Linked DNA regions of Homo sapiens: all the other regions are linked to region 3. A link is a loop called in an ENCODE intact Hi-C map of the cell type or tissue named here. Cell type or tissue: A673. All regions are shown on one strand. Links, peaks and the distances in the headings refer to the core of each region. The heading gives the core; the rest is flanking DNA.

Region 1 (8,000 bases), core at 1-8,000, 480 kb before region 3:
CAATATGCACCTTTTACTCATAAATTCATAATTGCTAGGTGCTGAAATAATATTTATTTAAACTAACCCTGTAGGTAGTAAAGAAGTCTTTAATAGCAGCCTGTATTAACTCATAAAGTGAAATAAAATTAGTGCTTTTTCAGTAAATTATTGTTGATTTTTGATACTTGCTATTGACAAAGGAGATTTTTACTCTACTTTTATAAATTAAGGATGATTTGTCACTTCTAAAACCTTCTAAAATTTGAAAATGTATATGTCTATATGTGTGTATATAGAACGATATATACTATATATATAGCTATATATGTGTGTATGTATATATTTCTAGGTAGTAAACTTAGGAGAATAAATTTGTCAAATTATTAATAATGGTAATATTAGATCTTATTACTTTTAGTCTGTTATGAAGCATCCTGTTAATTAAGTGGTAACAAAAAGCACATGCTTCATAATACCTTTTATTGAGACATTTTGAACATTTAAAAAGTATCTAATTAATTCTTAAAAATACAATTAAGAGTACCTCAAAACTTATGAGGACTGTATTAGGGTTCTCTAGAGAAACAGAACCAATAGGAGATATATAAACATAGATAGAGGAGATTTATTATGAGTAATTGGCTCACACATTTATGGAGGCTGAGATATCCCACAATATGCTGTTTGAAAGCTGGATACCCAGGAAAGCCAGTGGTATAATTGAGAGTCTAGAGGTGTTTGTAATTCTGATTCCAAAGGTCTGAGAACCAGGAAGCTGGTGATACAAATCCCAGTCTAAAGGCAGGGGAAGATTAGATGAAATGTTCCGGCTCAAGCAGTGAGGTAGAAAAGAAGAGGCACATTCCTCCTTCCTCTACCTTTGTTTTGTTCAGGCTCTCAGTTGATTACATGATACCTACCCACACTGGAGAGGACAGTTTACTGAGTCCACTGATTCAAATGCTGATCTTATCTGGAAACACCATCACACACAAACACACACACACACACAAACACACACATTTAACCAGATACCTAGGTATCACCTGATGCAGTCAATTAACTAACACAAGGATCTTTAAAATCTCAGAAATATTCTGTACAAACCTGTAAAGTAAAATATACCCTTGAAATTAGTATACCAGCATTGCATTTGGATTAGCCATGGTCTTGAGTCTATCCTTTGGTGAAATAAAGACATTCTGTGAATAATCTTTGCCAAAAGAGTCATCTACATTTGTAATGTGGATAGTATCATTATATAAGAGTATTTGTAATAACTGTAATTACCTATGTTAAAAGAAAAACCTTTGACAAATTAAATTTAACAGAGTTTAATTGAGGAAAGACCAATTCATAAATTGGCAGCCCCCAAGCCAGAAGAGGTTCAGACACTCCAGCATAGCCACATGGTGGAAGATTTATGGACAGAAAAAGAAAAGTGACATACAGAAAACAAAAGTGAGGTACAGAAACAGCTAGATTGGTTACAGCTCAGCATTTGCTACAGTCTGTTTACACATCCAGTTAGATATGATTCACTATGTATGGAGAAATCTTTAGGCCGAACTTAAAACATTTAAGGAGGCAGCTTTAGGCTAAACTTAACACTACATTCTCTTTTATTTTAACCAATAAAGTAGACCAAAACATAGAACTTACATTTACCATTTAGTTTATTGGTAATCATTCTAATTATCTTTTTTATTTCCTTTTTATCCATTCCCTGTACCCCTTTTTCCACTCATAGCTCTATGCCATCCCTTGGTTTCTTACCATGTTTACTCGTAAGTATGACTTCCCCCGGTTTTTTTGATATTGTATTAGCAAAAGGACAGCCCGATGCCTCCCCATATTTTATATTTACAATAACATTGAGCAGATTTAGTAAGTATTTTTATGTGTTTCTAACATAATAGAGTTAGGTAGAAAAGAATTTCAGTTGTTCTGATCCCTGAATATCAAAGTGAGAATTCTATAAAATAAAAACCTATTGGACATTTCATGATATTTGTACAAACTCTGCCCCCCTTTGAAAAAAAATTAACTATAATATTTACATAAAGCTTATAAGGGCAACTATTACAATCAAATCAGGCTTAATTTTCAGAGATTCTTCAGTAACTTTTATTTTTTAAACTAGGATTCCTCTAGAAATTAAGCAGATTATGTGAATGCGTAATACTTTAATTTGCTACAAATATTAATAAAGTGGACATCCTTACTAATAAAATATGGTTTACATGGTAACTGTAATAATATTTGAAGTAGATATTTATGCAGTGGCCTGGAAGATATACATAGTATTGTTAATAAGAAAAAGGAAGTTACAAAAAATAGGAAGTTGCTCATAGGATTTTTGGTGGGAATTTATTAAAACAGTTGTTTAGAGAATATAATAGATACGTTATTTTACTGTACCTAAAACAACACTAAAGTTCATCTAGATAAATCTGTGAGAATAATATAACTGGAAAGTTCTGGGAAGAAATATTATGAATGGTTAATAGGGTTAAAAATATTATCTGTTTGATTATCAATTTTTTAAGATGCCTTAGGAAGCTATAAATTTTCAAAGCCAAATAAACATTTCATAAAAAGAGTTTGGTAGTATTAGCTCTGAAGTAATAGTTTTGACCATAAGGTAATAATTATAGAACTAGTAAAGTAAGTTGTTATTGTTTTAATTGTTATTTTGGTTTTTTAATTTATTTGTATTTTTATCGTTTTACAGATGTATTTCCACTACACAAAATTTTCCACCTCTGGGATACCTTACTACTTGGGAATTCCTCTTTCCCATTCTGTATTGGAGTAGCAATTCTTCAGCAGCTGCGGGACCGGCTTTTGGCTAATGGCTTTAATGAGTGTATTCTTCTCTTCTCCGATTTACCAGGTATAGATCTAAATAAATGGAGCCATTAAATGAAATTTGACTATGAAATAATGACACATTCTTAAGCCATTGGCAAAAATAACCATCCAGGCCTTCAGCATCTCTTCTGTTTGGGCCTCATCATCCTCTCTGGATTCTTTCTCTCATATACTGCTTCTTCTGCTGACCCAGCATTGTAAATACAAATCTGGGTCATACCCGCTCACTGTGATTTACTTCCATCTTGGTAATGCTACTAAATGGGTAAAATGCCAGGAAGTTGGGGGCAATATCATATTTGCTCTTTTGCTTAGGACAGGGGCTGTTTCTCTTCAGTGATGGAAAGTATAGAAAGGCCACTTGGGAAGGTGTTTAAGAATCTGTGTTTATAAAAAGATACAATTCACAAAACTTTGTTGCCTCCCAGCCAAAGCTGCTTGCTAACAATTTTACGATTTGACAAAAGGAAATACTGCCCTCTTGGGAGGACAAATCATCTATGTCATGCAATGCAGGAGAATATGTTAAGCTATATAGAGTATTCACAAGTAAGGAGTTTGTAAACCTAGGAGTTGAATGCTTAAATGTAGAAATATGGATAACTATAGTCTGAGCTTTGAAGCTATGGGTAAAAAGATGAAATTAATGTCGTTACCTAGGATGTAACTAAATCTATATTTTTGCAGAAACTTCAGTTTTTTTAGGTGAAAAAACTTCACAGTACTTTATTGACAGCATCCCTTGTGCTGTTCTCCATATTTTCAGGCAGGCCCAAGTTACTGCTGATAATAAACACACTTAAAATTATCCCAGAATCAAATTTGCCTGAAAACCAAATAAAAAACAAAAGGAAGGTCCCTTAAGATTATGTCTTTATTAATTACTCTCAAGAAAAATAAGAAACCTACTGCCAGCCCTCATTTTTATGTTTAATGGATGATCTGTACTTGGTACTTTACCGCCTCTCTGTTGAAATTTTTTATCATTTGTGGGAAAATAATAAGAAAAATACCTTGGATTTATTTAAAACTTTTTATTCCCCCTTCCCTCAAAATTGAAACTATTATCATCAGCTTTCTGACTTATCAAATTTTAATTAAAGTGAGTTATTTCTTACTATGAATGAATAGTTTAGGTCATATTTTTTTCTGGGAGATTATGAAAATCAAGTTATCTATTTTTTTGTTTTGAACAGTAATAAATAAGCTAGTTTCGCAAACTGGGAATACTGTTTATATTATGCAGATGATTTCTTGTCATTTCCAGCTTGCCAAAGTAAACATAAGATGATTGATTAGGATTAAAATACATTTTCTGGCCAGTTCTAAAAATATATATATTAGGAATGCTGATTGTACATTTTCAAATCAAGCAAATGTATTGCCTTTCCAATTCAATACATAAATGCTCCTGTTAAACACTGGTGAAGCATCTGTTTTTATACTTTATAGGGAGATTAGTGGCAACTCTGCTTGTCTGTTAAAAAATTCATGCAACTGTGTATTTTATGGTCGACTGACATATTTCTGTCTTAATTCCATAGGAAAAATTATTCTATGTCTTTAAAATTGCCTGCTTTGGGTTTACTTTACAGATGGTATAAGATTAGAATAAAGTTTCTCGATTAATTCAAAACTGAAAGGAATTGTACAGTATTCTTACTAATGATCATTCAAGAGATGTTATCTTGCTTGTTTTAGGCCTTAAAAATGAAATTCTGGTAATTTTATCCTTTCTAGTCACTATATCATAACATCTGTCAAACCTTATTAAACACTCATGTTGTTCAGAGCATGCTATTCAAATAGGAATGAAATCTATTTAGTTGATGTAGTGTCAGCTGGTACAATTGGGTTTCTTTGCTTAATTGCTCTTACTGCAAATTCATCTTTCCATGAAATAATTAATCTGTTTTGCTTATAAATAGGTTATCCTACATGCAAAGACCCAAGATATTTCATCTTATATTAATAACTCTTAAATTCAGTCCCAGCATCCCTGCTCCTAACATCTCAATGCATTGATGATAGGTCCTATTAAAGCACTTAACTGGATGAACAGGAATGACATTTTCCACATATTTTCAAAGCTGCCTAGCTTATCTATGTCTTCTTCCTTTCCATTTACATTACCACCTCATTCCTGAACAAAATATTATTTATTAGTAATAGTATAAACTTCAAATAAATAAGTTCAAATGTTCACAGTAGGCACAAATTTGATATTTTTAACTGATGAGCATTCTATCTGTTAAAAGTATGTATGAATAATACTATTTTCATTTTATAGCAAGATATTCAGTGAAATACAAGTTCAGTCATCCCCCGGTATCGATGGGGGATTGGTTTCAGGACTCCCCCAGATTCTGTAATCCACAAATGCTCAAGTCCCTTTGCATGTAACCTATGCACATCCACCTTTATACTTCAGATCATCTCGCGATAACTTCTAATGCCTAATACAATGGAAATGCTATGTAAATAGTTGTTATACTGTATTGTTTAGGGAATAATGACAAGAAAAAACGTCATGCTCAGTACAGACACAGACATTCATTTTTATTCCCCAAATATGTTCACTGAGCAATTGGTTAAATCCATGGATGCAGAACCCATAGATATAGAGAGCTGACTATTTAAGAAAATTTTGTATGTACTTAAAAGTTCTTCTTACCAACCTGGCTAACATGGTGAAACTCTATCTCTACTAAAAATACAACAAATTAGACGGGCGTGGTGGCAGGCGCCTGTAGTCTCAGCTAGTTGGGAGGCTGAGGCAGGAGAATGGCATGAACCCAGGAGGCGGAGCTTGCAGTGAGCCGACATGGCGCCTCTGCACTCCAGCCTGGGCAACAGAGTGAGACTCTGTCTCCATAAAAAAGAAAAAAAAAAAAGTTCTTCTTCTTCATATGTTTAGATTGAATGTGTTCTGCGTGTATTTGGATAAGTAGGACAAGAATCTGGTGACCTCTGATTTTATTTTCACACTTATATTTTATGTAGCATAGAATTTGAGAGAATTTATTTGGTCTCTTAAAACAATAAGGCTTTGAGTTTACTTGAAGTAAAACTTATTTTAGTCAGAGATATAGTGTAATTGTGAAGTTTTAGCTAAAACAAATGTTCATATTCATCTAAGCAGCAGTTATATTTTCATGAAATGCTTAACCAAAGCAAAGAAAGCAGGTATCAATGTTGTGGTTCAATATCACCATCAGATGAGTGGACAGTTGACTACTATAACTTTTCCATTATTCAGTACTTATCTTAATAAAGCAAAAGTGCTGCCAAGTAAATTTAGTTATACTACATTTATATCCAAAGTTTTTAAAGTATTTTAGAGATGTTTAAGTATATAAATGGGAAACAATTTGGGTTTTCAGTCAATAGTTTTTTATTGTAATCTAGGGATAAATATAAATTAAATAGGGTTACTGTAAGATTTATGTGTAATCTTTCCATTATAAACAGTGGCTTAGATTTTTGAAACTATAAGACTTAATCAAATAGCTTATTATAGCCAGTAGGCTACTAATTTGTGACCTCTTTGTTAAATAGTTATCATGGTGATGAATACTGCAGAAAACAATAGGAGTTTAAAACAGGGAGTTAGGCAGTTTTTCTTAAGTAAATGATACCTAAGATAATATTTGAAATTATTTAAGTGATATTGGGGAGTGGGGAGTGGAAAGAGAGGAAAATCTTGTAGACAGAGGGAATAAAATGCTCAAAGGCCTGAAACAGCTGAAGGAAGTTGGAGCAAATGGGAAAGTGGAGAGGAGTGGCTAGAAAAGTGAATGGAGAGGTAGACAAAGAAGGATCATGCAGCATCTTGTAGGCCACATTAAAGATTTTTAAAAATATATTTGTTGAGATATTTTTTCAGTATTTTTGAAGTAATGAAATAAGTATTTAAAATAACATCAGGTACCAAAATACGAATGCTATAATTGATATTAATATTTGTAGAGCTTTCTGATCTCTCTACATTTTTTTCAAGGTGATCTATCATGAGTGAAGCAAAGGATTCTTAACATAAGTGCTCCCAATAGTTATCCATCATTTTTTCTCCCTGGCTTATAGCCAGATATGGGATGGAGAAATGATTTGTGAAAGAGTAGAGCAACTGTAGTACACAGTTGTTCAGTGAAAGTTTTGTATTGTCAAGCCTGTAAGATTGATGCCACTTTACCTGAAGCTGAGAATTAATTATTCCCATTTTCTGCTTGTAGCTACATGATATTCATGCATGTCATGCATGTCTATTTTTCTTTTTTTTTTTTTTTTTGAGATGGAGTCTCACTCTGTCACCCAGGCTGAAGTGCAGTGGCACAATTTTGGCTCACTGCATGTCTGTTTCTAAGTACACCTTGGAATTGCAAAAGGACAATCAAAATGGAAATTAAATTTGGAGGTTTTAGCAGTGGTCCTTCTCTCCCCCACCCATCTGTAAAAATTACATATAAACATTAAAATCTGGATGGCATATTAAAGTCTTGTGAGTTTAAAATTAGTTAAGGATAAGTGAGAAAGTAGTTAATTTGTTTATATTGGCATGGTGTATAGTCACTGAAATAAAACTTTATGAAAAATTACTTTTAAAACCTCAGGTTATGTCAGTCTTGTTTGTGGTGGAAATACTGCATTATTTTATGGAAAAGGGGAAAATTTAAAAACAGATATTACAATACATCACCTCCAAGCTAATAAATGGTCATGAAAATAGCAGCCAGGAGCATGACTGATGAAGACTCTGAAATTGTAACGTGATTCTAGGAAGCTGAAAGAATTCACATAACACTAACCTAATTGTTGCTCTTGAAGCATACAACTAATTTTGCAACATGTAAATACTTTATAAAGTTTAAAAGAAATATTTCGTACGTATTGGGAACTGTAATGAAAAATAATGTTAGAGGTGATCAGAATTTTTACTTATCTTGAAAATTTAGAGTAGATCTGAGTTCTTATACATCTTAAACCTGGTCCCAAATTGTCAAGAATCTGATAGGAAGGCCTTTCTCTATAGCAGAGCTGCTTGTTTTATGGTTGATAAGGGTTTCTGGTTTGTGAAAGGATTCCTGCTTTCTGAATTTTTTGAGCAGTCCAAAAATTATCTTATAGTTTAGATCAGTGTTATTAAG
Region 2 (10,902 bases), core at 1,616-9,615, 1.7 Mb after region 3:
TTAAACATTTTATAGGAAGACAGACAATATACCAGTAAATAAAAAAACAACAACTTGGCAAGAGTCTATTCTTAAAAATTACAGAGAACAATAGGATAGCAGGTAACTAGGTGGCATTTTTTATTATAGCAATCATAGATGGTGAGGCTTCAAATATGATAGAAATTCACCTATGAGAGGATCTGGGAAAGAGCTTTCTGGTCAAAGCAACAGCAGTCTGAAGGTCTTGACATGGAATAAGCTTAGTATATTCAAAAAACAGCAAGAAGGTTGGAGAGGCATAGAAGAGAAGAGAGGCAGAAAATAATGTAGAGCACTTGGGGGTGGGTTTATGTAGGGTTTTTGTAGGCTACAGTAAGAGTCCCAGTTTGATAAACATTATTTTATTCCTATCTGTCCAGGAAAACTTTCTATCCTCTTCTAGTATCAAAATGCTTCTTCACTATGAAGCTGACTTCTCTCCCCAGGTTAAAAAAAATATGCACTTGACAGACCTGCACAAGCCTTATCTCATTCACTAGCCATAGCCATTAGTGGAGGATGGATATGTTTTCAAAACCAAGTTAATCTCAGGCATTTTTAAACCTTATGTTAAAGAGTTATTATGAGAAAGGTACTTCCTTTATTCTACATGAAGAATAAAACCATCAGAGACATTCAAATTTCATAATATTCAAGACTCAGGGTCCAACCATTTTGTGTATCAGAGAGCCACAGACAGTTACATACATGAATACATTCCATGTTTTGATTAACTTGCTCGATTTAAGTTTGGCAACTTGCAGCTGAAAAAGTCTTAGCTAATATCCCTGTGAATACTTATCTAGCACAAGGATCTTATTTACTCTTACCTTGATGTTTAGAGTTATCTGAGAACTCCTGAGAAATTTTCCATTTGCCACAGTTGTTAACTTACCAAAATTCAAATTTAATATTGGATTGAGAGCAGCTTTTAATGCTCTGAGATTTAGTTGATGATTTTATGGGCTCCATAGCATGCAGAGAAGTTGCCTCCTATTAAATATAATGCACATCCCTGTGAAATAAATGCCGAAGTTGGCCTAGGCTTTTGAAGTTACAGTTCTTGAGTGACACATCTTTTTCAATTCACTTCCATAGGACTCAGTATAAATCCACTGCAAGCATGGCTATATTAAAGCATATTCTGGTGTCATGTGCTTCACATTTTACCCTGCGTTGAAATGTTAACCCATTGATCTTGCCTCATTAAACTCTTCTGGTAAATTGTATACCAAAATCCTTATTGTCTTTTCTTACCACATGGCCTTGAAAGTAATTATTTCAGTCGATATTGTCATAAATGCTGATGACTTAAATTACCACTATTATTACTTTGTCCATTGTCTTTAAAATTTTTATTCTGAGTTCAGTCTTCTCTGCTAATGTATGAGCCAAGATATCCAGTAACTAATTCAACTTCTTTACCTAGATGCTTTAAATTTAGCTCAACACTCAACATATACCACATCACAGTATGTTCCATGTCATGATCTCCTTCACTCCACAATGTCTCATGGATTTTATTTTTTCAATATCTATACTGTTTCAATCTTTGCAACCACTAATTGAGTCCAATCACAGATACTTTTACCTGGATTTCTGCAATAACCCCTAACTGCCTTCCATGAAATTATTTTGTCCCTTTACAATTACCATGCTATAATCCAAAAATAATAATTTAAATCTCAGTGAAATTATTGCAATCCCATGATTAAAATCCCTTGGTAGATTCTCATCAGTCTTTACATAAATATAAAACTCCTACACATGCTTTATGAGGACCTGCATAATCTATCACCTGCCCTCCAGTCCATCCACATGTCACACTACTCTTGCCTCCCATTAGCTGTCTGGCATGCTTTCTTTCCACTGGCCATAATCCAAAAACTTGCTTCACATCTGCTGCTGTAAATTATGACATCTAGTTGCTGTCGTTTCTTCTTCTTCCCCATTTCCGAAATTCATGCCCCTTCCTTTCCACTTCCAGGATTCGTACCTAGAACCAGGTAAACATTTTGTCTTTTTATTTTTTCTGAGTCATATATGTTAAAGAGTGTGTTTTATAGGTAGAGAGGGGCAGAATTAGAATTGAGGTTTGAGAGATTTTTCTTGATAAATACAACAAAATTGTTTCAGTGACAGGAAAGTGTCCATAATTACATTTGCCTATAATATGTATTTAGGATGAGTAACGTAAGGTACATTGGACAACCTCAAAAATAAGTTTTTATAAGAAAAGGGTACAAATCTTGACAATCATGGATATAAACCACTAAGTCTGTCCTGGGATCGAGTTTTATTATAGTGTTTTTAAAATTTTTAGGACCTAAGCCTATAAATCTTATTAGGAATCTTTCTAACTCCTTCAAGCCATGGGCTAAAATTCAACTAAAATTTCTTCTAGTGCTGCAGGTATTTTTAGTGGATGCTATGATAGAATTGAATGCAAGGAGAAGTTGTCTTTCAGCCTTACTAAATTATAATAAGAAGCCTCTGGCTACTGCTATTTAAAAAAGTTATTTTCCTGGGGTAACCTAGGAGGGAAAACGTCAGAATTTTATTACAGACAAGGAAAGGGATTATCATACCCACCTTTCTCCATTCCATAAGGAGTGGTCTCTACACTCCTTTTGGACAGCTCACTTTTATAATAGCTACTAGTTCAATTCTTACTAGTATTCTTTCCACACAATTTTGAATTTTGAATTGTGTGGGAAAAAGACTAGTAAGTACATTAAATTTCATAGTCATCAAACTAGAAAAATTCTCAACAGGACATCTAGTCCCTGCATCCACCTGTGGAGAAAATCTCAGATAATGGTGAAATGCCCAATAAAATTCCAGACTACTAAAATTGCCATAGGAATAATGGCTTAAATCAACTTTTTAGTTTCACTCGATTTCTTAATAGATTGGTTCATAATTAATTTCATTCTTTGTGCAGTGGAGAATATATTCATCTCATTGATAATGTTTTACATAATACTGTCCATATATACTTGGCCTTGAACTAACCAATTTGGAAAATAGGAAGAAAACATTCTCATTTCCCTGCTTTCTCTCAAACATGAAATAGTTTCTCTCTCTCTCCATGTATGTGTGTGTATATATATATGTGTGTGTATATATATATATATATATACACACACACACTCTAATACAACTTGTCTTTGTTTAAAGTCAATTTGCTAGCTAAATTAGAAAAACAAAGACAATGTGTGTATAAAATTTAATAGCAAAACAAGAATTCAAAAATGCTTATGGAATGTATATAAGAATGGAAGAAAAGGAGAAAGAAGACAAAAGCAAAAAAAAAGGATGGTGGGGAAGGGATGGGGGATGAAGAAGGAAGGGAGGGAGGAGGAAGGGAAGAAGAAAAGAAAGAAATATATTTTCAATTTATATATATGATTTCTGTAGTAGACCCATGATGATTCCTAATAGTTGAAATTATTTAAAATAACGCCTATGAATAAATTTTATATTTAGGTAGGCCAGTTCTATTTTATTTACCAATAAAGAAAGAGAAAATGATAAAATAAGAGAAGAAAATCAATCCTATTAGTGAGGAAATGAAGCTGAAATTTTCTACACTGTTTCTATGAGCCATTAAACATTTTTTAAAATTTCTCTGATTGCAGATTTAATAAAAATTTGTCTTCAGAAACTGCTGATTTTAAAATAATTTCTTACTATTGAGAATACAGCACTGCAAAGACAATACTTGTTTGGATAAATTTCTACAGAATGCTGAGATTTTTTTTTTTTTTTAAAGACCCTTCTTAGTAGCTAGCAGGGAGGAAAAATGATAACCCCTGATTTTCTCCAAACATCCACGTATCATTCCCCAACCTGGACCTGGAAATAGTTTTTATAGCTTGAAAAAAATGTCAGAAACATCTTCCGTTGAATTTAAAGGCTGTCTTCATGGTCATGTGAAAGGATTAGGAGAGCTGTGGGAACAAGCAGGTCTGGAATGTGCTTCAAAAGCTGCAACTGTAAAAGATGAGTCATGGCTGTGGGGCCAGTCAAGCTGAGACAAGAAGAGTGTTGTGCAGGCAGCACTCAGCCTTGAAGGATTTACACAATAAAAAATAAATAAAATAAGTCTGTTGCTATGAAATGCAGGCCATTGAAGGCTTAAATTTTAAAATGCTTTAATGTCTTTGTGTCTGCTTTGTTAGAAAGAAACAGAAAAATCTGTATTTCATAAATAATTTGGGTTATTGCCAATGGGGAAAGGAAACGTAGTGATTATTTTAATGGCAAATAAATTTATCGAGCTTTTTCTAAGCAGCAAGACCTCAATTATCAGTAGCAGCAAATAAAACAGCAGAAATGCCTGATAAAAGTCAGGGTAGAACTCCCTTTATCTATTCTTTATTCAAACTAAATGGGACAGTTAATGTTGTGCCTTGAGCAGGATCTTTGTAGTAAATTGGCCGTTTTCTTTTCCCCCAACACATTCTGGGATGCCTTTCAGGACAAGTAGACAAAGGAATTAGTATCTGTCCCTTTAACAGGGATTGTCTCTCTATGCCTGTCCTCCAACTCCCTGGCTATACTCCTGTCAAATGTTTTATAGGGATTAGAGGAGGAAATAGGACTAATGGATTTTCGTCTGAGACTTGATCTTCTAGTGCCATCTATTGCTGCTTTTATTTTTAACTTCCATGGCCAAGTTTTCATTAAAGGTTCAGCAATTCAGGACTATTTTTAAGTCTTAAATGATTGATTAAATTAAACACAGAGCCAATTAAATTCTCATCTCATATGGAGTGACTTTTAGCAATATTTTTCTGCTAAATATAATGAAGGAAAATGCACATATATGATCTAAGTTTGTACTGGAACTAAGGCTAGGTCATCCCAGTTCTGTTTTGTTTTCTTTAAAACCCTCCTTTTAAGTCTGAGTTATCAAGATAATTATCTCAATTATTTAATCTGAGTGACTCCATCGATATTTAATGGTCTCATCAAGATTAGATCTGCCCAAGCATCTAAGAATATTGGTGGGGAAAAATGTAGAAGTTGTAATTTCTTATTTTTCAGTAAAAATGGAATTTTATCTCATTGTGCCTAAACTTCTATTCCAAATTATTCTCTCTCCCTTCTTGTCTGCAAAAAGAGTTCTATTAGTACTAATATTTCATTTATATGAGCAAAGGGAAAAGTGGAAATGAATAACTATCTAATGTCTTTGATTGCTATAGGTAACAATTTTCCTGGGCAAGAAACCCTACCCCACCTTAATCTGACAATATTTTCTATTCTGAATTATAAAGGTAATTTTATTTATGCAGACAAAGGTAACACTGATTAAATAATCTAAATTCTAGCTTCTAACAACAGGTCATGGAAATTCTGGCTTATCCTGTCAGTTAAACATTAAAACAAAGTGTGCCTCCCATGTTAAATGCATGTGTTCAAAAGATATTTTGCTAAAGTTGTCATTCTTGACTTCTACTTGGCAATGTTTTGACAGGATATTCTCATCACGTCAAAACTAGCCGTGATTGGCCGGGCGCAGTGGCTCACGCCTGTAATCCCAGCACTTTGGGAGGCCGAGGTGGGCGGATCACGAGGTTAGGAGATCGAGACTATCCTGGCTAACACGGTGAAACCCCGTCACTACTAAAAATACAAAAAAATTAGCTGGGCGTGGCAGCGGGCTCCTATAGTCCCAGCTACTCGGGAGGCTGAGGCAGGAGAATGGCGTGAACTCGGGAGGCGGAGCTTGCAGTGAGCGGAGATCGCGCCCCTGAACTCCAGCCTGGGCGACAAGCGACAAAGGGAGACTCCGTCTCAAAAAAAAAAACAACAAAAAAACTGGCTATTATTCATGACTGTTGATCGACTGCAAAAAATAATGGTTATTCTAAAAACGATGAGAGAAGTGAAAGACCTCCTTATTTTCTTAAGAATTATTATTTCACAGGCTATTTTTTTGTTTCTTTGCTTTTTGCTTGTGTGTGTGTGTAAGTTTGGTTGTTTTTTATTAAGTGCCAACTGAGGGGAGCACACTGAAGAATAGAAACTATGGTCTGACAGGGTAAAATAAATGAACAAATCATAATGAAAAACAATTATTTTTTTTCAAGCATCTGATAGGTGTGTGTGTAATATGGGGAAAAGTCATATTGTAAATATCTTCCCAATATATCATACAAATAATTAAAACCGCCTTAAGTTGTTAGGTTTTGCAATCTTCCCTCCTTCGTCATCCTTCCTTTTTTCTTTCACAATAGTTAGAAAATTTTACATTCTAGCTCAGAATATAATACTTGAAATATATTTTCCTATTTTAAGCAATAAAAACATTAAAGAGACAAACTTTCACACTGTGGCTTAGAGAAAGATTATCAAGACTAAGAACAAGATGTGGAAATTGCTTAGAAGTAATGGCTATCTGCCACATTCTGGTGGTAAAGGATAAAACAGCAAAATGGACATAATTTTATTAAATATTTCTGACTGCAAAGGAAAATTTGTTAGAAAATAACAGGTAAATCAATCCGTTGGGGATACCATTATTATCAGTTTTATTAGAGAACCAGAAGAGGGCACTCACCTCCTGCAAAAGATAGCAAACTAACTAGAGCAAGCAATTGGATATGTCTTCAAATAAATAAAAACAAAGGATTCTAGTGTAACATTCATTATAGAGCCTTCTAGCATACTTCATGATAAATGTATAATTGATGATGTTCTATAATATCAAATAAATACTGAAAATATATACTACATTTGTATTACTTCAGTGGTAGCTCAAGACATTAAGTTGCTTTTTTTTTTAATATTACCATCCTTTTCCATGGTTTCATATTGAAATAAGGATTTGAGAATGATGTAATTTACTTGTATTTATTTGTTTTTCTTATTTGATTAAGAAGAAAAGAAAAGCTATGACTAGGTTCCAAAACTAACTACCACAATAAACAGTTGCCCAAAGAAAGTTTTTAAGATATTTTCCAGGGAATTCTCTGTCTCTGTGTCTCTCTCTTGATATTAATAGAGATATCGATAAAAGTTATATATACAGATATATGAATATGTATGTCTGTATAAATATACATATATATACATGTGTGATCTGAGCATTAAGTTAATTATCATCTAAAGTTATCCAAAACCTTGAAAAATGAAAGAAAAGTTGTATATTCTTCAGTTGTTTGGTATAGAAATTTATTAATAAAAATTAAGTCAAATTTGGTGATAGTGGTTTTATCTTTTCCTGTTGTCTTCTCATCTGCTACAAGGGTGGTGTTGAGTTGTCTCTGTTTCCCTTTCTTTCATAATCATATCATGTATTTTGAAGCTCTTATGTTTGGTGCATTAATATTTAATATTATTTTGTCTTCCATTTAAATTGTTTTTTTAATATTTGTGAAACTTTCTTCATCTCCAGAAAATTTTCTGTCCAAATTCTGGGTTCTAAAATTAATTACTACACAGTTTGACTGAAGAAAGTCTTCAGGACATTCTCTAAGGAATTCTCTCTCTCTGTCTCTCTCTTGATAGTGGTTAGATACAGATATAGATAGATACAGAAGATATATAGATATATGCATTCATAAATCAAGACCCATATACAAATGCATATATCTATATATGGATCTTGATATTTTACCCAGTATGTTAATCTCTGCCTTTTATGTTGAGTATTTAGTAAATTATATGGTTATATGCTAAGCATAGCATTTTTCTATTTGTTTTCTGTTTGTTTTGTCTATTTTCTTTTTGTATCTCTTTGACCTTATGTTGGATTAATTAAATAAAGGATTTATCGATCTGGTATTTTAATTATCTATTTAAATATATATATATACACTTTTGTGTACATTTTTCTGGTTGTTCTAAGGATTACAATATGCATCCTTAACATATCACAGCATAATAAGAATTAATACACCACATTGGCAAAAATATCATAATTCTTCAACAAACAGTATAAGAAACTTCTATCATTTGCACTATCATTTTTTCATAATTTACAATTATATAAGACATAAGTCCCCTAGAAATCAATAACAAGAGGAACTTTGGAAACTGTACAAACACATAGAAATTAAAGAATATGCTCCTGAATAACAAGTGGGTCAATGAAGAAATTAATAAGAAAATTGAAAAATTTATTGAAACAAATAAAAAAGGAAAACAATATACCAAATCCTATGAAAGATAGCAAAAGCAGTATTAAGAGGAAAGTTTATAGAAATATTTGGCTACATCAAAAAAGTAAAAAAACTTAAAATGAACAACCTAATGATGCATCGTAAAGAACTAGAAAAACAAGAGCAAACCAAACCCAAAATTTGTGGAAGAAAAGAAGTAATAAAAATCAGAGCAGAAATAAATAAAATTGTAATGAAAAAACAATACAAAAGATCAACAAAAGGAAAAGTTGGTTTTTTAAAAGATTAATGAAATCAACAAGCCTCTAGCCAGACTAAGAGAAAAACAGAGAAGACCCAAATAAATGAACTCAGAGATGTAAAAAGAGAAATTACAACTGATACCACAGAAATTCAAAAGATCATTAGAGACTCCCATGAGTAACTGTCTGCCAATAAATTGGAAATCCTAGAAGAAATGAACAAATTCTTAGACACATACAACCTATCAAGTTTGAATGATAAAGAAATCCAATGTCTGAGCAGGCCAATAACAAGGAATGAGATTGAATTCATAATAAAAAGTCTCCTGGCAAAGAAAAGCCCAGGATCCACTGGCTTCACTGCTAAATTTTACCAAACATTTAAAGAACTATTATCAATCCTACCCAAACTATTCCAAAAATTTAGAGGAGAGAATACTTCCAAACTCATTCAATGAGGCCAGGGGCCAGTATTACCTTGCTACCAAAACCACATGAACACATAAAAAAATAAAAAAGGAAACTACAGGCCAATATCCCTGATGAATATTGATGCAAAAATCCTCAACAAAATACTAGCAAACTAAATTCAACAACACATTAAGTAGATCATTCATCATGACCAAGAAGGACTTATCTCAGGAATGCAAGGATGGTTCAACCTATGCAAATCAATCAATGTGATAAGTAATTTCAATGAAATGATGAACAAAAACTATCTGATCATTTCCATTGATGGCAAAAAAGCATGTGACAAAATTCAACATCCCTTTATGATAAAAATTCTCAAAAAACTGGAACTGGATATAGAAGGAATATACCTTAACACAATAAAAGCCACATATAACTGACCCACAGCTACTATACTGAATGGAGAAAAAGTGAAAGCCTGTCATCTGAGATCTGGAGTAAGGGAAGAGGGCTCACGTTTACCTCTGTTTTCAACATAGAATTGGAAGTCCTGGCCAGAGCAATCAAAAAAGAGAAAAAAAATGGCATTCAAATTAGAAAGGAGTAAGTCAAATCATTTTTGTCTGCAAATGATAATGATCTTACATTTGGAAACACCAAATATAACTCCACCAAAAAAAACTATTAGAACTGATAAACAAATTCAGTAAAGTTGCAGAATACAAAATATATATATAAAACTCAGTAGCATTTCTGTATGCCAATAGCAAACTATCTGAAAAAGTTATCAAGAAAACAATCCCATCTACAATAGCTACAAATGAAATAAAATACCTAGGAATAAATTTAATCAAAACAGTGAAAGATCTCTAAAATGAAAACTATAAAACATTGTAAGAAATTGAAGAGTACACAAAGTTGAAAGATATTCCATGTTACTTTACTGAAAGAATTAATATTGTTAAATATCCATACTACCCAAAACAATCGACAGATTCAATGTAATCTCTCCCTATCAAAATGCTAATGACATTCTTCGGGGATATAGAAAAAATCATTCAAAAATTTGTATGGAATTACAAAAGATCCAGAATAGCCAAAGCCATCCTGAGCAAAAACCAAAATTGGTGGAATCACATTACCTAACTTCATATTATACTACAGAGCTATTGTAACCAAAACAGCATGATACTGGCATAAAAGCAGACAACAAATGAGAGGAACAGAATAGAGAGCCAAGAAACAAATCCACACACCTACAGTGAACTCATTTATGACAAATTTTCCAGCAATATGCACTGGGGATAAGACAGTCTCTTCAATAAATGGTGCTGGGAAAACTGGATATCCATATGCAAAAGAGTGAAACTAGACCTCTGTCTCACTCCATCTAAAAAATAAAATCAAAATGGGTTAGGGACATAAATATAATACATAAACCATGAAACTACTGCAGAAAAACATTAGAAAAACTCTCTGGGACATTGGACCTAGCAAAGATTTCTTGAGCAAAACCCAAAAGCACAGACAACTAAAGCATAAATGGACAAACGGGATTAAAAAAGCTTCTGCCCAGCAAAGGAACCCATCAATAAAGTGACGAGACAACCCATGGAACAGAAAAAAAATATTTGCAAACTACCCATCTGACAAGATGTTAATAACCAGAATACATAAAGATCTCAAACAACTCAACAGGAAAATTTCTAATAATCCAATTTAAAAATGGGAAAAAGATCTGAATAGACATTTATTATAAGAAGACATACAAATGGCAAACAGGCATATGAAATGGTCCTCAACATCACTGATTATCAGAGAAATGCAAACCCAAAGTGCAATGAGGTATCATCTCACCCCACTTAAAACAACTTTTGTCCAAAGACAAGCAATAACAAACGCCTGTGAATGTGCAGAGAAAAGGGATCCCTTGTACACTGTTGGTAGGAACATAGATAAGGACAACCACTATGGAGAACATTACGGAGTTTCTTAAAAATCTAAAAATAAGCTAAAATATGATCCAGCAATCCCACTGCTAGGTATATGCCACACAAAAAAAAATCAGTAAATCAAATACATATCTGCACTTC
Region 3 (10,902 bases), core at 2,653-10,652:
TTTAAAACAAAGGTTTAAAAAAAAAGCATAGCTATCAAAGCAAAAATAAAATTTTAGTAACTCTGTAGTTAATTGTCAATAAAGGGCAGAAAAATTTGTCAGAATAAAAAGAGAAGCAAGATGTTGCATCTATTCAAAATATCTCCTCCTTTGCATTCCTTTACAATCACTTACTATATAAAATATTTGTTCTTATTTTATATCATTTCCTTAGTCATACTTCCTTTTTTGAAAATATACTCACAGATGTTTAGGTGAGCAGTGTAAGCAGAGAAAAAACAGTAAACAACCTATCTAAATGAAAATATAATCCCAGCTCTCTGTTTTTTACTTATAAATTAGAACTAGTGAGTTAAAGCTAAAAGCTCTTGAGGACCTAATGAATAGGAATAGACACAGAAAATACAAATTTACCACTAAATAAGTGGCATCAACCATTTTTGCAATATGCCAGCAAAAAGTGAGGTTCCCAACTTTATGCCGATGGGAACACAGGAAGAGGTATTTAGTTTTGCTAAAAAATCAATTTCTAAAAGAGGAATGATTTTACCTAAGCTAATAAAGATGTCTGTGTGTGTGTGTGTATGTGTGTATTTAAACTCAATTCAAAGCATTAGAAGTTAAAATGTAGAAAATTAAATCATAAGTGGTCAAATTACAAGATTTTATAAAATGATAAAATGCAACTTTCTGTCTTATAGGCGTACAATAATGTTTTAAATATTTCTGTCAAAGTGTACTTGCTTACTAGTAGCAACTGAAAAATAATATACAATCTTCTAGTATTGGAACAGTAGGATTTTGCCCTAGTATAGCTATTCATTGCTATTTCTCCCATAATGTTGATACGCTATCTACTAGAAAATTCTAGCAAATAAATTGAATGGGGGGAAACATGAGTGTACATATTAATTTATTCCTTTTAAATCTATTTCTAAGACTTTTCAGAGGAGAGGGTATCGTCAGGCCCCTTTCCTTATGAGGTGCTGAGCCATCAGGGGTTAACTTTGTAAAGTAATAAAGTATTTTCTGAAAAGGAAGAGCTTGCAGCAGGTTTATATATAATACCTTAGCATTTCCATGTTTGTCTCTGACAAATTAAAAAAAAACAAAAAAAACACCTCATCGATTCTACTTGTTATTGTTTTCCATCTTTGGTTTTATTCTGTTTAGCAGAACTGGGTATTTTCCCTAGTTCTTCTAATTTTGACCCTTAGTAATTCAAACCTTGATTTAGCAAAATTGACTCTTACTTTTATGTCCTTGACTTTATTCCTGCGACTAAATATTCTGTCCCTAGATTCAGTTTTATGTTTCTGGTAACTTGACCTTGATTACGGATGTTGAACTTGATCCTGATTCTGATCATTTGGATGGCCACTCCATTCACCTCAATGTATGTTAATGCAAGCAAAAAGGCTTGCCAACATAACCACTATATGAATTAAAATGACTACTTTATTACCCAAGATGATTTAAAGAGAAAAATATAACAAATATCAAGGGTTTATCAAAGAAGGATGAATTCTGGAAAACATGAGGTGGGCGGATCACAAGGTCAGGAGTTCGAAAGCAGCCTGGCCAACATGGTGAAACCCCATCTCTACTTAAAAAATACAAAAATTAGCCAGGCATGGTGGCGTGCACCTATAATCCCAGCTACTTGGGAGGCTGAGGCAGGAGAATTGCTTCAACCCAGGAAGCGGAGGTTGCAGTGAGCTGCGATTACACCACTGCACACAGCCTAGGTGACAGAGCGAGACTCCATCTCAAAAAAAAAAGAAAAAAAAATCCAGTAAAAATACAAAGGAACGAAGGAAAATATTTTGAGAATTAGTTTATGTATTCAAATAATTTTAATAAATTTCTTCAATAAAGGAATGGATATGCCACTTTCATTCAATTCTGGTGAAACTGGAAACACAGTTATCCAAAGAAGTCAAGAAGACAGAAGACCAAGTACTTCATAATGTATCAAATGACTGCTCTAATGACGGAACTTGGTAATAGAAGAGAGGGATCATGGAGAAGAGAACCTAGGAATCATCTGACTAGGAAAAAATTTAAAAATCAATGTCTTCTTCCCACTCAACTCCATGGACTCTGTGAAGACATATGACATCTGGCATTTAAAATAGCAATCAACATCTAAACAATTCCTGGATCTCTCTCTTTTTATATTGTTTTGGTTGCCAAATTTGGTTCAATTTTGAGGAAAAGAGAAATGTTCTTTAAGAAAATGACAATTGATGAATACTGCCGAGTTTACTTGTGAAGCAAAGCCTTCAAATACATAGATTTTCGATAGCAGTCTCTTCTGTCCATAGAGATACCTGAATTGTTGGTGATATATAATGAGAATGAAATCTAATATCTGATTCCTTAGTAGGGAAAAGGGGGAAATGCTTCCAAGAAAAAAACCCAAACAAAAGCAAAAAGCAATGCAGCTCTTGAAAACCAATTGGAAGGCTGCAGAGAGCTAAGCTTCCTATGTTCACTCTGGTATTATTTTCACCCTGTTCTTTTTTCCTCCACAGAGGGAATGTGTGTGTGCACACGTGTGTGCGTGTGTGAGTGTGTGTATGTAAGACAGACAGAGAGAGAGAGAGAGAGATCTTCCTACTCAGAAAACGTTCTATCTATTCTCCCCCAGCACATAATAACAGAGCCAGCTACTTTACTCTCAGAGAGAACAGAGAAAAGCACACAGGTCAGAATAAAATATTTTCAGTTTGATAATACCTAACATAAGATTAATTTAAGTGACTAACAATTCATTATAAAATTTAGCTGACAAGATTTTTAGTTTTTTTTTTTTTAACTGCACCCTCTAATAGTAGACGTCCAACGGAGTATCCATTGCACCACAGAGCCGACTTGGACCTTCTACTATTAGAAAGTAATCACAACAGAAACTTGAAATTAATAATAACAATTGTTAACATTTTAGCAACTTCACATTAAAAGTCATAGTAATTACTAACTTTGATTGAGAGCTTACTATGTGCCAAGCACTGTTCTCCATACTTCACACAAACTTTAATTTGTTCCTTACATTTTTCCTTTTAGATAGGTACTATTATTATCACCATTTTACAGATAAGAAAATGGAGAAAGATATTAATAACTTTCCTAGCAGCATATTGACAATAAAAAGTAAAACAGAAATTCAAACCTAGGCAATTTCATAGACTGAAACTCATAGTAATGTGTACAGTCCAGATGAAACCTTACCAAGAAATGATGGATACAGGGCAAGAGCACAATATCTGCCAGAGTGAAGTAAAGCCCTTCTGCAAACACATGCTCCAGAGGTGGAAGGTCGGAGGCTTTTGCTTTTCTGATGTGAGAAGGCTCTCTGTTGGTAGTAGCTGGTTCTTCCTGTACTGTGAGCTTTGAGAATGCCACTTTCAGTTCCAGACTCTTGGATGAAGAATCCAACCCTTCAGATGTTTCCTGTGTGTGGACCTTGCTCTTTGCCTTTCCCTTAGTAAGGGGAGGCCCAACTCCATCAGCCTTCTGTTGCTTGAGCTTCTGCCTGCGGAGTTTATCATCATTATGCACTCTAACAGGCTCACTAAGCTTTTTCTCTAGCTGTAGTATTTCTACAGGTATAGTTGGGGGCTGGTCAGAAGATTCTCTGAGAAAATTCTCAATAGCCAAAGGGATGGTGAGTTCACATAGCCTGGTCCACTGACTAACCTACAAAACAAAAACAAAACAAGAAATGAAAAGATTTTTTAATTTCAATATAACTTTAGAAAAAATAACTGTCTTATTGGGAAATAAGTTTTGAGCTCAATCATCCCTGGGCTAGGCTTTTATGTTGTATCAGGAGACACATCACAGTGCTTCAGAAGTAAAAACATTAAGCAAAAGAAGTTTAGCATTCCTGTATTCCCCTTACTAAATAAATCATTACTTCCCAAAGCCTTTACAATATACCTCCCCTGTCCTACCCTCCTCCTAGCCCCCACAATAAGCAGGGCTTCCAAAGCATTGCTATTTGAGCTCCTATTTATATGTAAACATTCCATTTAAAAATCAACATAACTAAAATAAAGAAAAAAGAGTTATTTTCTAAAAATGTCTCCAAACTTTATAAATTAAGACTTAAATTCTTATTTTTCAATACTGCACTGAAATATTGACACACGTAAAGGGTATATTAGCCCATTTGCATTGCTGTAAAGGAATAGGTGAGGCTGAGTAATTTATAAAGGAAAGAGGTTTATTTGGCTCATGGTTCTGCAGGCTATATAAGAAGCATCTGCTTCTGATCAGGACCTCAGGAAGCTTTTAGTCATGGTAGAAGGCAAAGGGAGTGCAGGCATGTCACATGGGGAGAGAGGGTGCAAGAGAGAGCAAGGAAGAGGTACCAGGCGCTTTTCAACAGCTAGATCTCTCATGAACTAATAGAGCAAGAACTCACTCATTACCCCAGTGAGAGCACCAAGCCATTTACGAGGCATCTGCCCCCACGACCCAAACACCTCCTACCAGGTCCCACCTCCAACAACATTGGGGATCACATTTCAACATGAAATTTGGAGGGGATAAATATTCAAACTATATCAAAGGGCTACTTTATTTCATTGGTTACTGGGGTTTTTTAAAATAAATAAACTTTTATTCCTAATAGGAAGTTAAAATATTAAATGGTCAGGTAATTATGTTATCACTGTGTAGCTTCAAATAACAGAAAAAAGACATTATACTTACTTCAGCACAGGCTTTCAAGCAAGTCTTTTTAAAGCCCAGAAGTTCCAAAAGTTCCTTCTTTAAGGGGTCTGCTTCATAGGATTTCTGGATTATGTGTCTCAATACAACAGCAAGTCCTGCTCTACAAAAATTGTCTGATCGTTCTACTACTGCAGGCAAACAGCAATTTTGGACTATTGGTGGGAGCTCCTGCCTTGAAATAATCTGTATTTCAACATCCTGGATCAGGTCATCTCTTAGTAGTGAACTATCTCTACTCACCTCTTTGGTGACAACTAAGCAAATTTTAAAGATTTTACAGTCACAGTAAGATAACAGAAATAAAGTTACAGATGTATGAAGAGGAAAGATGCATCCTTCTGTTTGGTGAGAAAAGTCCAGGTACAGGTATTCTTCTTCTGTAAGACTTTTCTTTATGGCTTTCATTTTCTTCTTTCATTGGGTCACCTAAAGTATAAATTGAAGTGATTATGGTCTTAGAATATAATCATTTAGAAGCTAAAATAAAAGATGAATGTTTCAAAAGCCTGTTCTAGAAATCAGTAAAAATTTGCAGTAGATAATAATGCTATAAGGTTTGTTTCTGAAGACTGACTAAATGACTTCCAAAAGAAAAAAATTCCACCCTGTGCAATTAACTAGCATTAGAGGAAATATTACACCCAGCTCCTTTAAAATGAGCAAACCCCAGTGCTTTGCAATAGAGCCCTCCCAATCAAGTATTTTGGGGTCTCACTATATGTGAGAACAGGAGATAAATAGAAGGGGAAATAAATTAACCAAAAATACTGAGAGCTGTCTGGGGATAATATCCTTGAGAAGTTTTGACAGTGCTGGTCCTTCCATACTGCTTCTTTTTTACGACCCTACAAAATAATAGGGAGGGGATATTCGTTCTTTCAGGAGAAGTGGATTCTCCTCAAGTAAGTGATAGCTGCTGAGTGCTGAATCATAATATAAAAATATTTAAATTTCCCCATAACATGGATACTGATAGCTATCTTAAAGTTAACCTGTCCAAAATCCAGTTCCTTATTCTCTCCCACCCCTCAAACCTGCTCCTTATGTGTCTTCCCATCTCAGGTTACACCATTCTTTTCCTTCACACCCCCATAACCAAACCCTCCAAGGTCTTCCCACCCTCCTTAGAGAAAAGCCAAAGTTTCTGCAACAGCCTACAAAAATCTCCTTGATCTAATCCTCCTTTATGTCTCAGAGTTTGTCTCATTAACTTTCTTCATTGCTCACTGCTCCAGCCAAAGTAGATTGTTATTCCTCTAAAACAGCCATCTCCAACATTCTTGGCACCACGGACCAGTTTCATGAAAGACAGTTTTTCCATGGGAGGTTGGTGGGGGGATGGGGATGGTTTCCAGATGAAACTGTTTCACCTCAGATCATCAGGCATTAGATTCTCATAAGGAGAGTGCAACCTAGATCCCTCCTGCGTGCAGTTAAGAGGGTTGGAGCTCCTATGAGAATCTGATGCCGCTGCTGATCTGACAGGAGGCGCCATTCAGGCAGTAATGCTGGCTCACCTGCCACTCACCTCCCACTTTGAGGTGGGGTTCCTAACAGGCCACAGATGGATACTAGTCCTGGGCCCAGGGGTTGGGGACCCTTGCTAAAACACTAGGTACATTCTCACATCAGGGCCTTTGCATTTGGTGTTTCCAGTACCTAGAACACTTCCTCACTTCCTTCAGGTATTTATTTATTCAATGGCAACTTCTTACTGAGATCCTCCCTGACTACTCAATTTAAATCACAAACCCCAATCCCCACGCTCCCTGAAAAAAACCTTTCTATTTCCATCTATGTTTTTTCTTCCTAGCGCTTATTGCTATGGTGATATACTATATGTTATTATTTGTCTCCTCTAACTAGAATGTTCCATGAGTAAAAATTTTTTGTTCACTGCTTTATAGGTTTATTATATATATAAGCAAGCAGTATTTGACAAATGAAAGCAGAGATAAATATACATACTGGTTAAAGGTGCAAACACACACAGTCTTGAGGTCAGATTCTTCATGGCTATTTTCAAGTCATATTCCTTAAGGTTTTTATCAATTGTCCTGTCTTTTTATGTTTATACATTTCCCGGGTCAAAAATTCCTAATGTTCTAATACATAAATTACAATTCCAAAACTGACACTAGATGGCACTCTTTAAAAGTATTCACCATGGAAATACGTACCAGAAACATGACATATTAGAAGGAAAATTACTTTAAAAGCTGTTAAAAAGTACACATGCACCTCTTGTCTTTTAAGTGTATTCAAAATGTTAGTGTACACTTAATTTTAGAAAACCTTCATCATACTAAATTTTCTTTAATATTTTAAATCCCTTTTTTAAAAAAATCTGAAACAAGACCTAAACACTTTAAGCTTCTTAGTTCTTCATTTTTTAAAACTAAGGAACTTGTAATCCATTATAAAAAATAAATATAGTCAGTAAAGTATTATCTAAGTTTCTTAATAATACAAATAATCACTACTGCTTTATTTTATATTTCTTCTATTAAAATATAACAGATATATACCATGATTTGTTACTTCTTAAAAGATTATCTGGGGGAAAATTATTTTATATACTGTAAAAGCAACAACTTTTTAACTTACAGATGCCATTTTCTCCCTGAGCTTATTTTTTAAAAATTTTTGTCACTGAGAGATAATTTTAAAACAAAAAGGTATTTATTAAAGATCAAAGTTCAAAGAGTTTTTTTATAAAGCTGAATAGAGCTCTGGAAATATTTTCATTATTAATATAACACCTTTATGCTATAAGTCCTTAAAAACAGTCAAACAAAGTGAGATCTGTAACAACACTAGGGCAAAAAGGACCAACCACACTTTCCAGGAATTAACAGTCTTTTTGAGGAGTTTGCTCTGGACTCACTCTCCTGACAGTAGGAGAGTAAAAAGAAGACTCACCCCTAAGTGTTTCAAGAAAGCAGTTTTGAAAGAAAACATGACTGATTTCATCATTTGCCCAACAGTCTAAAAAATAGTAATTACGAGGCTCATCCTAACACTTTTTAAAAAACTGGAAACAAAGCCATGCTATTTAATAGCTTTTAAGATATGTAGAAATATTCTTTTAAAAAGTATGCCTATATTTGCCACGTTGTAAGGCACATAAGAATATGAAAATAGGATTTTAGACATATTCTATAAACTCTTCTCACTGTTAGCACTTAATAAAATGCTAAATGTCAGCAAAACAGAATAGCAATAACCTGCCCATGGTGATATCTAAAAATTAATGAGATGCCTGAGAGAAAATGCAACAAAGTACTGTTGATTCTTAACGTATTTTTTTTAATATAGATGTTGGTTTTCCCCCTGGGAGATTAAAAATGTTACTTAATGATCTTAGAATAAAAAAAAAAATTACTCTCCTTGAATAATGTCTCCCTATTATGTACTAATATAATTTTTAAAATAAATATTAAATATTTGTAAACCTGTACAAATGTGATGTTTTTGGCTTGCACTGTGCCTTTTTAGAGAGTAGAACCAGTATTTGCTCCAAGTATGCAAATATCACAGGCAAAAAAAAAAAAATCCTTCCTCTTTTTTCTTTTCTAGCTTCAGAATGCCTTAGTTCGCTAATTTTCTGTCACGAGCTTTAAGAAGGTAGGTACTATAGAATCAACTTCTGTCTCCAGGGCTTCTGCGGCACAGCTCTTGTTACTCCATATTACATTCCTGCCAAGCACAGAAATAGAGTAATTTACTCTTTCTCAGCTTTGACAGGTGCCACTCTGCAGAGAGGGAGTGAGAAAGTAGCAGACAAAACCACAAACTTCAGGATATTAAATAGAGTGTGCATCTCTTTCCTGGACGTGCCAATTTGCTTGGGAATCTTGCCGAATGAATAAATGGGTAAAAAGAAAAGATTATGTCTTTGATTTCATTACTCAGGAATGTTCTAATATATTTTTAAATGGTGGAATTAGTCATAGGTTTAATATTTAGGCATTCAGATCTGGTTTTTTTTTTTCACTTTCATTCTAATGAATATATCTTAGCCTTGATAAAACACAGAGAATGAGAGATAAACAGTAAACATATTAAAAACAAGCATACTTCTCCACAGTCCAGAAAAAATAAAGCTTGAAAATTTTGTGATCAAAATTCAAGTCAAGATCTATGGCATTATGTATACATAACATTATATATTAGATAAATTATATATTATATAATGAAGACCAAAAAGTGCATAACTGCTGCAAATGATTAACCTGTGTTTTGTTTTTTGTTTTTTCAAATAAGTTATCTTTGTGACTACAATTTGATAGGAGCTCAACAAATGTTAGGTAAATAAAGTTTTAAATATTACATACATTTTATTGTCCACCTACTATGTGCTAAGCACACAGAACATGTGCATTACTTCTAATGCTCACAATCCTTAAAAGTATTTTATTTCCATTATAGAGATGAGAATTGTACATCAGTCCAAAAGTATTAATTAAATTCATAAAAGATCTTATTTAGAGACATTTAAGAATAGGTATTGTTCTAATATAACAGTACTATTTATAAATAAAATTTCATAAATTGAAGCAATTTTACCAAAGTGAAAATTGTCAGATATTATGTTATTCTAAGCAAGTATGCTGGTTTCAGTAATCCTTGATATAAACTTCCATTCCAAAGGCTGGGTTATTTGACAAGTTTCTGCACTGGATTAAATTCTTTGGCAATTCTTTCCTGATTCCTTTCATTGGCTACTCTGCAGATGTCTCAGTGACCCACAGCTCAGTGTTTTGCTCTCTGCTCAATCCACACTCCATCCTTCGAATACTGGCTTTCAAACTTTTGAGCATGCCACACAATTAGGTATATATTTTATAATGTAACACACAATACACTGAATAAAATAGAAACAAAAATGTCATGAAGCAATACTTATCCTACAATATGGGATAAATCTGATATTTTTTACTCTGTGCTTGTTTTTTTAAATGCTGGTTGTTACTCATTACATTGATTTCCTGACTCATTAATGGGGCACAACTCACAATATGACAGCACTGTTCTGGGTGATCTCCAGTGCCATAGCTTTAAATATGATCTGACTCTTACATGTATATCCCAGCCGTATCTTCTCCTCTAACTCCAGACTACTATATTCTACTTGACATCTCCATGTGGATGTTTTTCTAAACCTGCTCCCCTTCCCTTCGTGTTCTACTTCCTGGTAAAATGGCAACACCAATTACCCAGATGCTTAGGCCAAAAACTCAAAAGTCCCACTCAACTTCTTTTTTTCTCTCTCTCATACCCTGCCATCTCTACCTTTGAAGTATATGCTAAATCCAACTCCTCAGCACCTCTACCACTACCACCTTAATCTAAGTCATCGCCAGTGCTTACAAGGACTACTGCAAAAGCCTATTAACTATTTTCCTCCACTTTCCATAAAACAGTCCATTCTCCAACAACAGGGTGATCCTTAAAAACATAAATCAGATGTCTCGTGCTCAAAACCATCCAATGGCTCTTCAGCACACTCAAAATAAAATCCAAATTTCCTATTATGGCCTATAGGCCTACTGTGACCCTAGCTATCCCTTTCTGACCTCATCTCTTATCCTTCTTCACTCCCTTCCAGCCATAGCTGTCCTTGCTGTTTTTGGAAGGTGCCACTTGAGAATATTTGTACTTGCTATTGCTTTGCCTAGAATGCTTTTCTCCAAGAGATTCACAGGGCTTGCTCCCTCATTTCATTGATTTTTCTGCATAAATATTAACTCAGAACAGCCTCTCCTGACTGCCTGAATTGAAAAAGCACACCCTAGCCTCTTACCTAGCTTCCCTTTTTCTTCATAGCTCTTATCACCTAACACTATAACATCTCCAGTGCTTAATGAACTGAAACTTTAGTTCAAGGAATGAATGTACATATATGAATGTCAGAAATCACTGTCTGAGAGTATTATTAATAACTTTAGTCTTGGTACAATGTGTATCTCATTCTTCATGACACCATTCTTTCTTTTCCAAATTAATAACTCTATTTTAAGGACCAACTAAGTATAAATTAAAATGAAGAAATAAGATCACCTTTGTGAGGTGAATCGGGAAAAGTATAAATGGAATCTAACCAAACTCATAAATAAAGCAAGCACAGAAGTTTTTATGTATACTTATATCCAGGGC

Evidence for each region. A loop is a pair of places that touch in the nucleus more often than their neighbours do. Peaks named below come from ENCODE experiments on the same cell type or tissue, not always from the same donor. Only the 100,000 strongest peaks of a DNase experiment are listed, where the experiment ranks them.
Region 1: a loop joins it to region 3, with 2.5 times the contacts of the local background. A loop is called at or near these places in 16 of 110 quality-filtered maps.
Region 2: a loop joins it to region 3, with 9 times the contacts of the local background. A loop is called at or near these places in 2 of 110 quality-filtered maps.

Annotation. Positions count from the first base shown.
Region 1 is chr4:106,188,487-106,196,486 of GRCh38, reverse strand. It overlaps TBCK (TBC1 domain containing kinase), which reads left to right. Exons shown (of 26, transcript NM_001163435.3): 21 at 1,733-1,769; 22 at 2,717-2,878. Among named protein-coding and RNA genes, the nearest start is that of TBCK, 120 kb to the left of the region's middle. In A673, for the core only: a CTCF peak has its summit at 3,358; a DNase peak (open chromatin) is centred at 3,326.
Region 2 is chr4:103,989,946-104,000,847 of GRCh38, reverse strand. It overlaps LINC02503 (long intergenic non-protein coding RNA 2503), which reads right to left. Exons shown (of 7, transcript NR_186772.1): 4 at 1,820-2,017; 5 at 917-1,036. Among named protein-coding and RNA genes, the nearest start is that of LINC02503, 34 kb to the right of the region's middle. In A673, for the core only: CTCF peaks have their summits at 4,692, 6,381 and 6,586 (motif pointing right); DNase peaks (open chromatin) are centred at 4,027 and 4,587; H3K27ac peaks cover 937 bases.
Region 3 is chr4:105,711,860-105,722,761 of GRCh38, reverse strand. GSTCD (glutathione S-transferase C-terminal domain containing) reads right to left here. Exons shown (of 12, transcript NM_001370181.1): 2 at 4,723-5,169; 3 at 3,235-3,702. The coding sequence starts at 5,148. Among named protein-coding and RNA genes, the nearest start is that of GSTCD, 8.5 kb to the right of the region's middle. In A673, for the core only: a CTCF peak has its summit at 6,888 (motif pointing right); DNase peaks (open chromatin) are centred at 6,891 and 8,551; H3K4me3 peaks cover 547 bases; H3K27ac peaks cover 1,135 bases.